Regions from separate parts of the Homo sapiens genome. Here region 1 is linked to region 2. Evidence: chromatin contacts called from ENCODE Hi-C or POLR2A ChIA-PET data. All regions are on one chromosome and are shown on one strand. The core of a region is the stretch at or near the end of the contact, and the rest is flanking DNA. Distances in the headings are between cores, read along the strand shown.

Region 1 (6,266 bases), core at 1,190-3,689, 160 kb after region 2:
ATACTATGCTAAGATTCAACATTACTCCCAAAGATATTCATAAGTAAGAGGAGCACTGACTCAAGTGAGCAAATCTCAGTTCCCATCCTGGCTCCACCTCCTGTAGGTTACTTAACTATTCTGTTCTTTAAGTCTCCTCATCTACAAGTAACAGAGCCTTCCCGACAAGGATGCTATGATGATGAAATAAGATACTTTCAATTACTTGGCCACGTACCTGGAGCAACCACCCAGTATTATTTGCACTTTTATTACACTGGAAACAAAAAGGAAACATAGAAGGAATGAATTTCCATGGCTTTTTAATGCACCTAGTTTGCAATTAGCTACAATTGCCATAAACCACCACCTAAGTTTAGTACTTTAATCTTTTCCCTGTTATGTCTAGACTTACTTTTAATATTTCATGATGTTGTTTATAATAAAAAGAAAACTGAATGCCAAAAACTCGGTTAAATTATTAAATATCCATACAATGGAATACTGTGCAACCCTAAGTGTGGCAGAGCTATATTTACTAACATAGAAAAGTGCTTGCTTCATTATTAAATGAAAAAAAGTTACAAAACAAAACACAGTATCATCTCAATTTTGCTTTAAAAAGTCATTGGTTAAGATTCTTTTGTCTTTTGTTTCTTGGCTTATGTAAAGTCTCCACCATAAACATGTATTACTTCTATAATAAAATGGAGAGAAACAAAAAGAAAACAATGGAAATTCTTAAAGAGCCAATAACTAAGTAAAACAAAATCACAGTAACATTCTTTTTTTTTTTTTAAGAGATGGAGTCTCGCTCTGTCACCCAGGCTGGAGAGCAGTGGCGTGATCTAAGCTCACTGCAAGCTCCACCTCCCGGGTTCACGCCATTCTCCTGCCTCAGCCTCCCCAGTAGCTGGAACTACAGGCGTCCGCCACCACGCCCAGCTAGTTTTTTGTATTTTTAGTAGAGACAGGGTTTCACCATGTTAGCCAGGATGGTCTCCATCTCCTGACCTCGTGATCTGCCCACCTTGGCCTCCCAAAGTGCTGGGATTACAGGCATGAGCCACCACGCCCGGCCCATAGTAACATTCTTAAATTTAATATACAGAGCAAAACAATGATTCCTATCCCACTTGACCCCTACAAAATTCAAAAAGCTTCAATCTTTGACAATGTAAAGCAGGGAAAGACTGTCAAATTTAAGCAGTTCTTAGAGAAGCTCAGGGCTAAAGGAAAAAAAAACGAAAAACAAAAAAAGGAAGCAGTTCTACACAAACAGCACAACAGCCTATCTGATAAATCATCTTTCTCCAAAGAATACAAAGCCTTAAAAGCTATAATTAACTGATTAATCCTCATAACAACCTGGGCAGTAGAATTAGGGCTGAGATTATAATTTCTAATTTACCGGTGGGGATAAAGTCAGACTGTACATTCAGAATAAAAATTCAAGCCCCAAATATCCCAATTTTTAGTTCATTCAGTTAGTAAACTATAATCTGACAAATACAGATGGAGCTGCTACACCTGCTGTCACTCACACAAATTGAGATTCTGCAGTAAGCTTGTACAGATAAAAGAAAAGGCTACCTATTCAAGGTCATTTAGCTATAAAAGGTTGGGCTAGATAATCAATAGTTTCTCTCTCAGTTTCAAAGAAGTATTTTAGGGTCTGGAAGATGTTAAATGCACTCAGCAAGCAAATACATTTCGGAAAAACTTCCCAGATGGAGACTCACAACGTATTGCATCATACTGAATATGCAAATGTTTACCTTTACCAAACTTTTTTAACAAGCACCTTTTTCCATTACATCTATTAATATCAAGCAGAAACATCATTGTGAGAAATACAAGTTGGGATAAAGTTCAAATATGTGACCTCTAGGGTCCCTTCCTATGTTAATTCTATTATTCTAAATTGCACCATCGGTCCAAGGACAAACTTCTACCTAACACAAGTGGCACTTGGGAAGCAAAAATATACTTCTAGGATAGAGTTTCTCAACCTAACCACTAACTGACATCTCACGATGAGTAATCTATCACAGGGGGCTATCCTGGCAGTAGCATGTTTAGCAACATCTCTGTTTTCCACCCACTAGATGCTAGTAGTGCCCTTCTGAAAATTATGACAATCAAAAATGTCTCCAGACATGTCAAATATGGGAGCTGGGGGGTTCAACATCACACCTCCCAACAGAGAACCATATCCTAAAGATTATACACACACATATATATACTCTTTCAAAAGCAAAACGTATCCAGCTGCTTCAAATACTGTAAGTCAGAACTAACTCCACACCCACAAATGAAAACCTCATTTATTCCCAGTCAATTTCCAAGACAAGACTCCAGATACACAAGAATAACCTGGAAGCATCCACCTTGCAAAAATATTTAGCTGCAGAGAACAAAGGGGAAGGAATAGGTCATCCAGGTGGCCAACAAGTATTACAACCACACTTGCACTGAAAGCAAAAGCAAAAATCAGATGGGGAAGAAAAGTTTGCCCATAATGTGGCTTCTACTAACCTCTTCCTTCACCATTACCTCATTTCTCTACACAAAGGACGGAAAGAAACAGCAGGAAGGATGATTAGGGAAGTGTCCATGAAGTTGCCGCAATTTTAGCTGAGACTTGAAAATTAGCTAAAATGTCATTATGCAAAAGGCTAGGACAAGAGAATGGTAATGTGGCATTCTAGTGAGAGGAAATGGCATAAGAAAAGGCAACGCTGTGTGGGAAAAGGCGACATTCTGAAGGTTAAAAGAAATGAACAATTTGGGCCGGGCGCAGTGACTCATGCCTATAATCCCAGGACTTTGGGAGGCTGAGGCGGGTAGATCACCTGAGATCAGGAGACCAGCCTGGCCAACATGGCGAAACCCCATCTCTACTAAAATTACCAAAAATTAGCCGGGTGTGGAGGCGCGCACCTGTACTCCCAGCTACTTGGAAGACTGAGACAGGATAATTGCTTGAACCCAGGAGGCAGAGGTTGCAGTGAGCTGAGATCGGGCCACTGCACTCCAGCTTGGGTAACAAGAGCGAGACTCCATCTTAAAAAAAAAAAAAAATTAACAATTTGCTTAAAACACAAAGCATATTTTAATAGAGGAAATAGTAGAATGAAGGTGGAAAGGCAGTTTGAAGCCAGATCCTTAACGGACAGCCTTTAATAGCCTTAATTCAGACTTAAAGACAGTAGAGGGGCCAGGCACAGTGGCTCACGCCTGCAATCCCCGCACTTTGGGAGGCTGAGGCGGGTGGATCACCTGAGGTCAGGAGTTTGAAACCAGCCTGGCCAACGTGGTGAAAACCCGCCTCTAATAAAAATACAAAAAAATCAGCTGGGTGTGGTGGCGGGCACCTGTAATCCCAGCTGCTCGGGAAGCTGTGGTAGGAGAATCGCTGAAACCTGAGCGGCAGAGGTTGCAGTGAGCCGAGATCGCACCATTGCACTCCAGCCTGGGTGACAAAAGTGAGACTCCATCTCAAAAAAAGAAATAAATAATAAAAATAAAAATAAAAAATTTAGCCGGGCATGATGGCAGGTGCCTGTAGTCCCAGCTACTAGGGAGGCTGAGGCATGAGAATCACTTGAACCCAGGAGGCAGAGGCTGCAATGAGCTAAGATTGAGCCACTGCATTTCAGCCAGGGCGACAAAGAGAGGCTCTGTCTCAAAAACAAAAACAAACAAACAAAGACAGCAGAGGCCAGGTGCAGCGGCTCAGACATGTAATCCCAGCACTCTGGGAGGCCAAGGCAAAAGGATTGCTTGAGGCCAGGAGTTTGAGACCAGCCTGGTCAACATAGCGAGATCGAGTCTCTGAAAAATAAAAAGTATATACATATATATATACACACACATATATATGTATATGTATATATAAAATAATGACAGCAGAGTATCATTAAACACTTTTTAAATGGGAGTGAAACATCAGACTGTGCTTTAGAGAGATCAGTTGGGTAGGATGGATTGAAAGTAAGTAAAAAGGCATCTATAGATGGCAAAGACCAATAAAAAAGCTACCACAATAATCCAGATAGGATGCAATGAGAACTTCAACCAGAAAATAATAGTCAAAGTCTCTACCAAAGCTTAAATCCAGAAATGTGAAGGGGCCAGTCTAACAAAAAGGCCAAATATATGACAAACAAAAACATGATGGCTTATAAAGAATGGAAAGAAAGCTCTCTTTTCCTTCATAATTTCATCTCCTTTGTGACGAAATCCTTCTTTTCTCACGAAGCTTTTCAGGTTTGGTATGTCCTCTCTATACTTCTAACACTATCAGTCTAGCCCAGGTCCTCATCAGCTCCTGTCTAGATTATCACAACAGCTTCCTGACTAGTGCCTCAGTGCCCCAAACTATCCTTTACCTTTTTATCATCTCACTTTCCTACTCTGAACAAGTTCCTCACACTTTTTTTTTTTTTGAGACAAAGTCTCGCTCTTGTCCCCCAGGCTGGAGTGCGATGGCGCGATCTCCGCTCACTGCAACCTCCGCCTCCCAGGTTCAAACGATTCTCCTACCACAACCTCCCGAGCAGCTGGGATTACCGGTGCCTGCCACCACAGCCAGCTAATTTTTTTGTAATTTTAGTAGAGATGGGGTTTCACCACGTTGGCCAGGCTGGTTTCGAACTCCTGACCTCAGGTGATCGACCCGCCTCGGCCTCCCAAAGTGCTGGAATTACAGGCATGAGCCACCACACCCAGCCCCTCACACCTTTTTAATGAGTTCAAATTCTTCAAGATGAAACTTAACGTCAGGGCAAGCACATCAATTGATACGGACCCAGAACTCCCCACAGATTCCCAACTCCGTATCTTTGCCTATGTTGCTACCTCTACCTGGAAGGTCCTTCTTCTACTTTTTTTTTTTGTCCCCAAACTTACTAATTTTTCAATACATAGCATCTCCACAAAAACTTCTTAGACTCTTCCAATTCATATCACTTTCTTCCTGCTTGAATTGTATAATGCACTTAAAGTCACTGTCATTCAGTTCAAATTATCTGAATTTTCCCTAATTGTTAACTAATTCTATTTCCAAGACAAGCAAAATTCCTTAACAGCACCCTTCTTTAGCGTGCTAACTTTATCGAGAGCTTGGTACATAGTAAGTGCTGTAAGCCCTAAATGACTGGACTAGAGAAGTCAAAAAGGCCTCGTGGGGGTTGCCCTCAAGTGTAAGATTTTACTAAGAAGAGAAAAAGGAGGAAACACGAATCAAAAAATTGACACAATCAAAATAATGGGAAAGACGTGGGGCATGATCCACAAAACAACTTGCATGAATCAGGTGGTATATGTACAGCTTCTCAAGAGAAAGAGAGGAAAAGAACAGTGATTTGTGATGAAGTACTGCAAGCTACATTATGGAATGCACTGCAAAGTATTTATTTTACATATGAACAAAAGTAGATTTGTTGTGGAATACAATGGGGAAGGAGAGACAAAATTTTTACTATAAAACAAAGAGATAATGTGTGTCACCCACAAGACCATTATCAATTTCCTTGGCCAACAGGGCTTCTTAACTGAAAAAGCTTTATATTACTAAAGGAATCATTCCTGAGTGCAGGATAGGTTATTACAAATGTTGTTCACTAACATTAATTAGCGTTTTACTATGTCAATCACTATGCTAAGTATCTTACATATATTCTCTTAATCTTCACAATAACAATGTAAGGTAAGTACTACTGTCCTCATTTTATAGATGCTCAAAGAAGTTAAGTAATTTGCCCATGATCACACAACTATGAAGTTGCAGGGGCAGGATCCATAATGCTAAAGCCGATGCTTTTAACTACTACACTAGATAGTTTAAGGCTTAAACTGAAACGGTCTTAACTGCCTGACAGTAAATTCTGAATTTTAGTCTTTAGAGGAAAGTCAGTCAAAGAACACCAACTACCTACTGAGTATCTCCAATAAATATTAAAATGCCTAGAGTATTCAAAGCACCACAGTAAGTACATACAAGGATGACAAGCAGCAGTAAAGAGAGACACTACTGTGTGATTTGGGGGATGGAGGCAATCCTCATACAGGCTGAGAAGTAGGCGGAGTCAGAAAATGCTTTTCAGAAAAAAGAACATCCAGGCTGAAACCTAAAGAATGAGTAGGAGCTGGGTGCAGTGGCAGGCGCCTGTATTTCCAGTTACTCAGGAGGCAGGAGGATGGCTTCAGGCAAGGAGTTCAAGGCCAGCCTAGGCAACATAGCCCCCATCTAAAAAAGCCACCCAAACAAAAACACTAATTTT
Region 2 (6,340 bases), core at 622-3,121:
GTGGGTTGGATGCTGCCCTTGGGTATATGGGCATTAATCAAGTTGAGTGGACAAAGGCTGGTCCAGTTCCCAGAGGAGGAAAACAGAGGCTTCTGTGTTGACTGGCTGGATGTGGGCCCTCAGCAGCATCCAGTGGGTCTCCACTGCCTGTCTCAATCACCTGGAGCTTTAGCACGTTTCACACCTGGGCCCCAACCTGGAGAGGCTGACCAATGGGTCTCAGGGGCAGCTCGGTTGCTGGAGTTTTTGTTTTTATTTATTTTTATGTATTTAAGGCAGGGTCTCTGTATTAGTCCATTCTCACACTGCTAATAAAGACATACCCAAGACTGGGTAATTTATAAAGGAAAGAGGTTTAATGGACTCACAGTTCCACATGGCTGGGGAGGCCTCAAAATCATGGCGGAAGGCAAAGGAGAAGCAAAGGCATTTCTTACATGGCGACAGGCAAGAGAGCGTGTGCAGGGGAACTCCCATTTATAAAACCATCAGACCTCATGAGATTTATTCACTATCATGAGAACAGCATGGGAAAGACCCGCCCCCATGATTCAGTTACCTCCCACTGGGTCCCTCCCATGACACATGGAATTATGGGAGCTACAATTCAAGATGAGATTTGGGTGGGGACACAGCCAAACCATATCAGTCTCCCTCTGTCATCCAGGCTGGAGTGCACTGGCATGATCTCGGCTCACTGCAGCCTCTACCTCCCTGGGTCAGGTGATCTTCCCACCTCAGCCTCCCAGGTAGCTGGAACTACAGGTACCTGCCACTATGCCTGGCTAAATATTTTGTATTTCCTGTGGAGACGAGGTTTTGCCACGTTGCCCAGGCTGGTCTTGAACTCCTGAGGTCAAGCAATATGCCCACCTCGGCCTCCCAAGGTGCTGGGATTACAGGTGTGAGCCACAGTGCTCGGCCTAAGTCACTGCAGTTTTTAAAGCTCCCAGGTGATTCTTCAGTGCAGTCAAAAGTGAGAACTGGCTGGGTGCGGTGGCTCATGCCTGTAATCCCAGCACCTTGGGAGGCGAAGGTGGGCAGATGGCTTGAGGTCAGGAGTTCAAGACCAGCCTGGCCAACATGGTAAAACCCCATCTCTACTAAAAATACAAAAGTTAGCTGGGTGTGGTGGTGCGTGCCTGTAATCCCAGCTACTTGGGAGGCTGAGGCATGAGAATTGCTTGAACCCAGGGGACAGAGGTTGTAGTGAGCCGAGATCGTGCCACTGCACTCCAGCCTGGGCAACAGAGTGAGATTCCATCTCACAAAAAAAAAAAAAAAAGCGAGAACCACTGTCCTAGGCCCTGATGTTTGCAGGCAACTAAAAAAGGAAGTGGACATCCCCAGTCAGCTGTGGCGCACCAAGAACAAGTCATGGGAACATAACCTAATTTTCTAAATGGGTTACTAGGCACTTAGAGCAAAACAATGATGCCGAAATCCTGATTTCAGCAAAGCCTCTGCCTGCCTGTCTTGGAAGTATCCACATGAGGCTGCTGGGGCCTTGGTGTCCCCAGCAGTTTCTAGTCTCTAGGTCTTGCTGTGGGTGTCTGTGCAGTGAGGGTGTGTGTGGCGCTGGGTGAGCTCTGTCTAGGCCTGGCACAGGATGCGGTCTGGTAGCTGCTGCTTCTCTTCTGCAGAAGCGCAGCCAAGCACCCTCTGGGGTTTCAGGCCCACACCCAGCCTGAAGTTCTGGGAGTGGCTCACTTTCCAACCTTCAGGGTCTCCCAGCAGCTGACTGGGGAGTGGTGGAGGGAAAAGGGATTGTATTAGTCCGTTTTCACGCCGCTGATGAAGACATACCCGATACTGGGCAGTCTAAAAGATAGAGGTCTGATGGACTCACAGTTCCACGTGACTGGGGAGGCCTGACAATCATGGTGGAAGGTGAAAGGCTTGTCTCACACGGTGGCAGACAAGAGAAAAGAGCTTGTGCAGGGGAACTCCCCTTTATAAAACCATCAGATCTCGGGAGACTTATTCACTATCATGAGAACAGCACGGGAAAGACCCTCCTCTATGATTCAATTACCTCCCACCAGGTCCCTCCCACAACATGTAGGAATTGTGGGAACTACAATTCAAGATGACATTTGGGTGGGGACACAGCCAAACCATATCAGGGCGTCCCAGAAAGGGTATAGGGTCTGAGACCCAAGTCAGCATGAGAAAGTATGCTTCTCATGGTGGCCCAGTTGGGTGGAAGTGGCAGCCGGGCCGTCTTTCCACCAGGCCACTCAAGTAGCAGCTGAGAGACCCCTGCCCTGGCCAGTCCCCGCCCTCCCCTCTTGCCACTGCCTCTGGTTCTGAACAGATGGGCACCCTCATCTTGTATTTGTGATTAATGTCTAACAATGTAGTTTTGTGAGAAGGGTTTGCTGATACAGCCTTGCTGCAGATGCTGCGAACTGTGGCCTGGGGCAGACCTTACCTCCAGACACGCCCTGAGGCAGGGGAGGGCACTGGCCCGTAGCTGGCCGAGAGCTCTCGGGTTGCGCGACAGGGATACTTTTCAGCGGCTGGGTCGCTATCCAAAGTGAGAAAACGAGGAGGGACCAGGAGGCTGTCCGCCTCAAGAGATGTGGGGGCCAGGTCCAGTTATCTGGGGAAGCAGTAAGCTTCTCTGCTGTTTCTAACCCCAGGCCTCCCCTGGTCTAAGGCAGGGCCTCCCAGCCTCGGGGCACTTTAAAGATATCTGGGCCTGGCCCCATCCCCACAGTCTGACTGAGTGGGTCTGGATAGGGCCTGAGCATTGGTGATTTCCTGGGTGAAAGGAGGCCCCTCACAGTCTCTGGAAGCTTCTCTGTGTTAGGAAAAGCTCTGGGCTTGACTCTGCTTTGAAAGTCAAGATCCGCAAATCCTCTCAGCCTCAGTTTCTCCTTCAGCAAGATGAAATGGAAATGCTGTACCTACGTCCCGGGGTGGTTGTGAGACCCAAAAAAGACAATGTTCTGGAAGGTTCCTGGTGCGTTGCAGTCCTCTAAGAACCTGAGTTAGAGCCACGCTGAGTCTCAGCTTCTTGGCTCCTTCTGTTTCAAACTCGTCCATGTGATAGCTCAGGAAGGGTAGGCAGGGCCCTGCCCCCTACTCAGAAAACACCATCCTGGTCCTGGGGATCCCCGCAGCATTAGTCCCCTGTTTTCCCAGTGTATTGAGAAAAATTGCTAACAAGCAGTGGGGCACACCACCAGCCTCCTGGGTTCCTTTCAGTTTGGGGATTTTTGGACATTCCCAGGAATGTCTTAAAAAACACTTCAAAAAACATTAACATAAATATTTTTATCAAAGCCTGTATTAAATGGTCTTTCAAGAAAATACAGTAACAGGTCAGGCATGGTGGCTCATGCCTGTAACCCCAGCACTTTGGGAGGCCAAGGCAGGCAGATCACCTGAAATCAGGAGTTCAAGACCAACCTGGCCAACACAGCCAAATCCCATCTCTACAAAAAATACAAAAATTAGCTGGGTGTGGTGGCACACACCTGTAGTCCCAGCTACTTGGGAGGCCGAGGCAGGAGAATTGCTTGATCCCGGAGGCGGAGGTTGCAGTGAGCTGAGATCGTGCCACTGCACTCCAGCGTGGGTGACAAGGTGAATCTTTGTCTCAAAAAAAAAAAAAAAAAAAAGATAAAATACAGTATACAGTAATAGAGAACAATCCTTTTTTCAAAGTAGTGACCCCAAATGAACAAAATATGCATCTAGCTTAAATGCGAACCTGGTTTTCTCTACGCCCATTCAAGCCCCTGCAATAGGGGCCCTTCACCCCGCATCCATGGACTCCTAAAATTATATGGAAAATGGCTGTGTGTGAGTGTGGATGGACATGTGCACACATATTTTTGGCTTTACCAGATGCTCAAAGAGCCTAGGACCCAAAAAGGGCTGAGAATGACCGTGTCGGCCACTTCAGGGTCATCAGGAATTGCTGTGCACTGCTCACTTCTCCAGTGAACACTTTCTGCTTCTGTGTTTCCTGGTATCCTTTGGGACTCCTGGCTAGGTCATGTGTTTCTCTACTTTCAAAAGGGCTTCAGCCAGGCACGATGGCATGAGCCTGTAGTCCCAGTTGCTCTGGAGGTTAAGGTGGGAAGATTGCTTGAGCCCAGGAATTTGAGGCCAGCCTGGGCAAGTAGATAGGTAGATGATTGATAGATAGATAGATAGATAAATAGATGGATAGATAAGTCGCTAGACAGTCATCCATCCACCCATCCACACATAAAAAGGCCTTTGTCATGTCATGTTTTGTGGCCCACCTGCCAGTGTTGCCCACAGTTGCTGCCCCTCCAAACTCATCAGTCACTGGCAAACAGGAGGAATGTGTGGCTCATGTCTGGGCATCAGTGGCTGTGGGAGACATCCTTGATCTTCTCCAGCTTCTCCTTCCACATTTTCCTTTGCAATCTGGCAATATCTATTAAAATAAAATGTGCATGCCTTTTGACCTAAGAGCTTCACTTCTAGGACCCACTTACACGTGTGTGACATGATGTTCATACGGGTTTATTTATCTGAGGTTGTTCATACACACCATTGCCTGTAATCACTAAAGGCGGGAGCAGCCTACACATCCATCCACAGAGGAGTAGATGCCTTTTGGTACATCCGTGGCGACGGAATACTAAGCAGCCTGTGTATCTATACACTCACACGTGTTTGTTTATGTGTGGAATATCTCTGGAGGGTACACAAGAAACTTAAAATGATCACTGTCTCTGGGGAGGGTACCTGGGTGCCTGGGAGGCAGGTCAGGGAAGGAGTGGGCACAGGTATTACCAATTGGAAGACAATAAAAACAACAGCTCCTGGCCAGGCGCAGTGGCTCACGCCTGTAATGGCAGCACTCTGAGAGGCTGAGGCGGGCAGATTGCTTGCGTCCAGGAGTTCAAGACCAGCCTGGGCAACATAGCAAAACCCCGTTTCTATTAAAAATACAAAAAATTAGCCAGGTGTGGTGGCATGCACCTGTAATCCCAGCTACTCGGGAGGCTGAGGTGGGAGAATCACCTGAGCCTGGGAGGTCAAGGCTGCAGTGAGGTGAGATTGTGCCACCGCACTCTAGCCTGGGCGATAGAGCAAGACCCTGTCTCAAAAACAAACAAAAAACAGTCCCTGGCACTCTGGGCCAGGCCTGGCAGGGCAGTTGGCAGGGCTGGTCTTTCTCTGGCACTTCATCTCACCCTCCCTCCCTTCCTCTTCTTGCAGATTGAAACCCACAAGCTGACCTTCCGCGAGAACGCCAAAGCCAAGACAGACCACGGGGCGGAGATCGTGTACAAGTCGCCAGTGGTGTCTGGGGACACGTCTCCACGGCATCTCAGCAATGTCTCCTCCACCGGCAGCATCGACATGGTAGACTCGCCCCAGCTCGCCACGCTAGCTGACGAGGTGTCTGCCTCCCTGGCCAAGCAGGGTTTGTGATCAGGCCCCTGGGGCGGTCAATAATTGTGGAGAGGAGAGAATGAGAGAGTGTGGAAAAAAAAAGAATAATGACCCGGCCCCCGCCCTCTGCCCCCAGCTGCTCCTCGCAGTTCGGTTAATTGGTTAATCACTTAACCTGCTTTTGTCACTCGGCTTTGGCTCGGGACTTCAAAATCAGTGATGGGAGTAAGAGCAAATTTCATCTTTCCAAATTGATGGGTGGGCTAGTAATAAAATATTTAAAAAAAAACATTCAAAAACATGGCCACATCCAACATTTCCTCAGGCAATTCCTTTTGATTCTTTTTTCTTCCCCCTCCATGTAGAAGAGGGAGAAGGAGAGGCTCTGAAAGCTGCTTCTGGGGGATTTCAAGGGACTGGGGGTGCCAACCACCTCTGGCCCTGTTGTGGGGGTGTCACAGAGGCAGTGGCAGCAACAAAGGATTTGAAACTTGGTGTGTTCGTGGAGCCACAGGCAGACGATGTCAACCTTGTGTGAGTGTGACGGGGGTTGGGGTGGGGCGGGAGGCCACGGGGGAGGCCGAGGCAGGGGCTGGGCAGAGGGGAGAGGAAGCACAAGAAGTGGGAGTGGGAGAGGAAGCCACGTGCTGGAGAGTAGACATCCCCCTCCTTGCCGCTGGGAGAGCCAAGGCCTATGCCACCTGCAGCGTCTGAGCGGCCGCCTGTCCTTGGTGGCCGGGGGTGGGGGCCTGCTGTGGGTCAGTGTGCCACCCTCTGCAGGGCAGCCTGTGGGAGAAGGGACAGCGGGTAAAAAGAGAAGGCAAGCTGGCAGGAGGGTGGCACTTCGTGGATGACCTCCTTAGAAAAGACTGACCTTGATGTCTTGAGAGCGCTGGCCTCTTCCTCCCTCCCTGCAGGGTAGGGGGCCTGAGTTGAGGGGCTTCCCTCTGCT

Evidence for each region. A loop is a pair of places that touch in the nucleus more often than their neighbours do. ChIA-PET counts read pairs that join two places held with the same protein, here RNA polymerase II (POLR2A). Pooled maps may share reads with other maps.
Region 1: a loop to region 2 is called in a pooled map, with 2.2 times the contacts of the local background. The contact joins two enhancer-like sites. A Hi-C loop is called at or near these places in 2 of 168 maps with a recorded cell type or tissue (GM18951 and motor neuron) and 2 of 50 pooled maps. POLR2A ChIA-PET finds 5 or more read pairs at or near these places in 9 of 52 experiments (AG04450, CD4-positive, alpha-beta T cell, CD4-positive, alpha-beta memory T cell and 6 more).

The regions. Positions count from the first base shown.
Region 1 is chr17:46,177,017-46,183,282 of GRCh38, forward strand. All of the region lies in intron 1 of KANSL1 (KAT8 regulatory NSL complex subunit 1), which reads right to left. Among named protein-coding and RNA genes, the nearest start is that of KANSL1, 13 kb to the right of the region's middle. Within about 2 kb of position 2,440, at least 3 of the 41 ENCODE cell types and tissues checked have a DNase peak (open chromatin) inside an H3K27ac peak, as active enhancers do.
Region 2 is chr17:46,018,745-46,025,084 of GRCh38, forward strand. It overlaps MAPT (microtubule associated protein tau), which reads left to right. Exons shown (of 13, transcript NM_001377265.1): 13 at 5,212-6,340. The coding sequence ends at 5,427. Among named protein-coding and RNA genes, the nearest start is that of STH, 23 kb to the left of the region's middle. RefSeq lists enhancers at 4,758-5,376, 5,994-6,340. Within about 2 kb of position 1,872, at least 6 of the 41 ENCODE cell types and tissues checked have a DNase peak (open chromatin) inside an H3K27ac peak, as active enhancers do.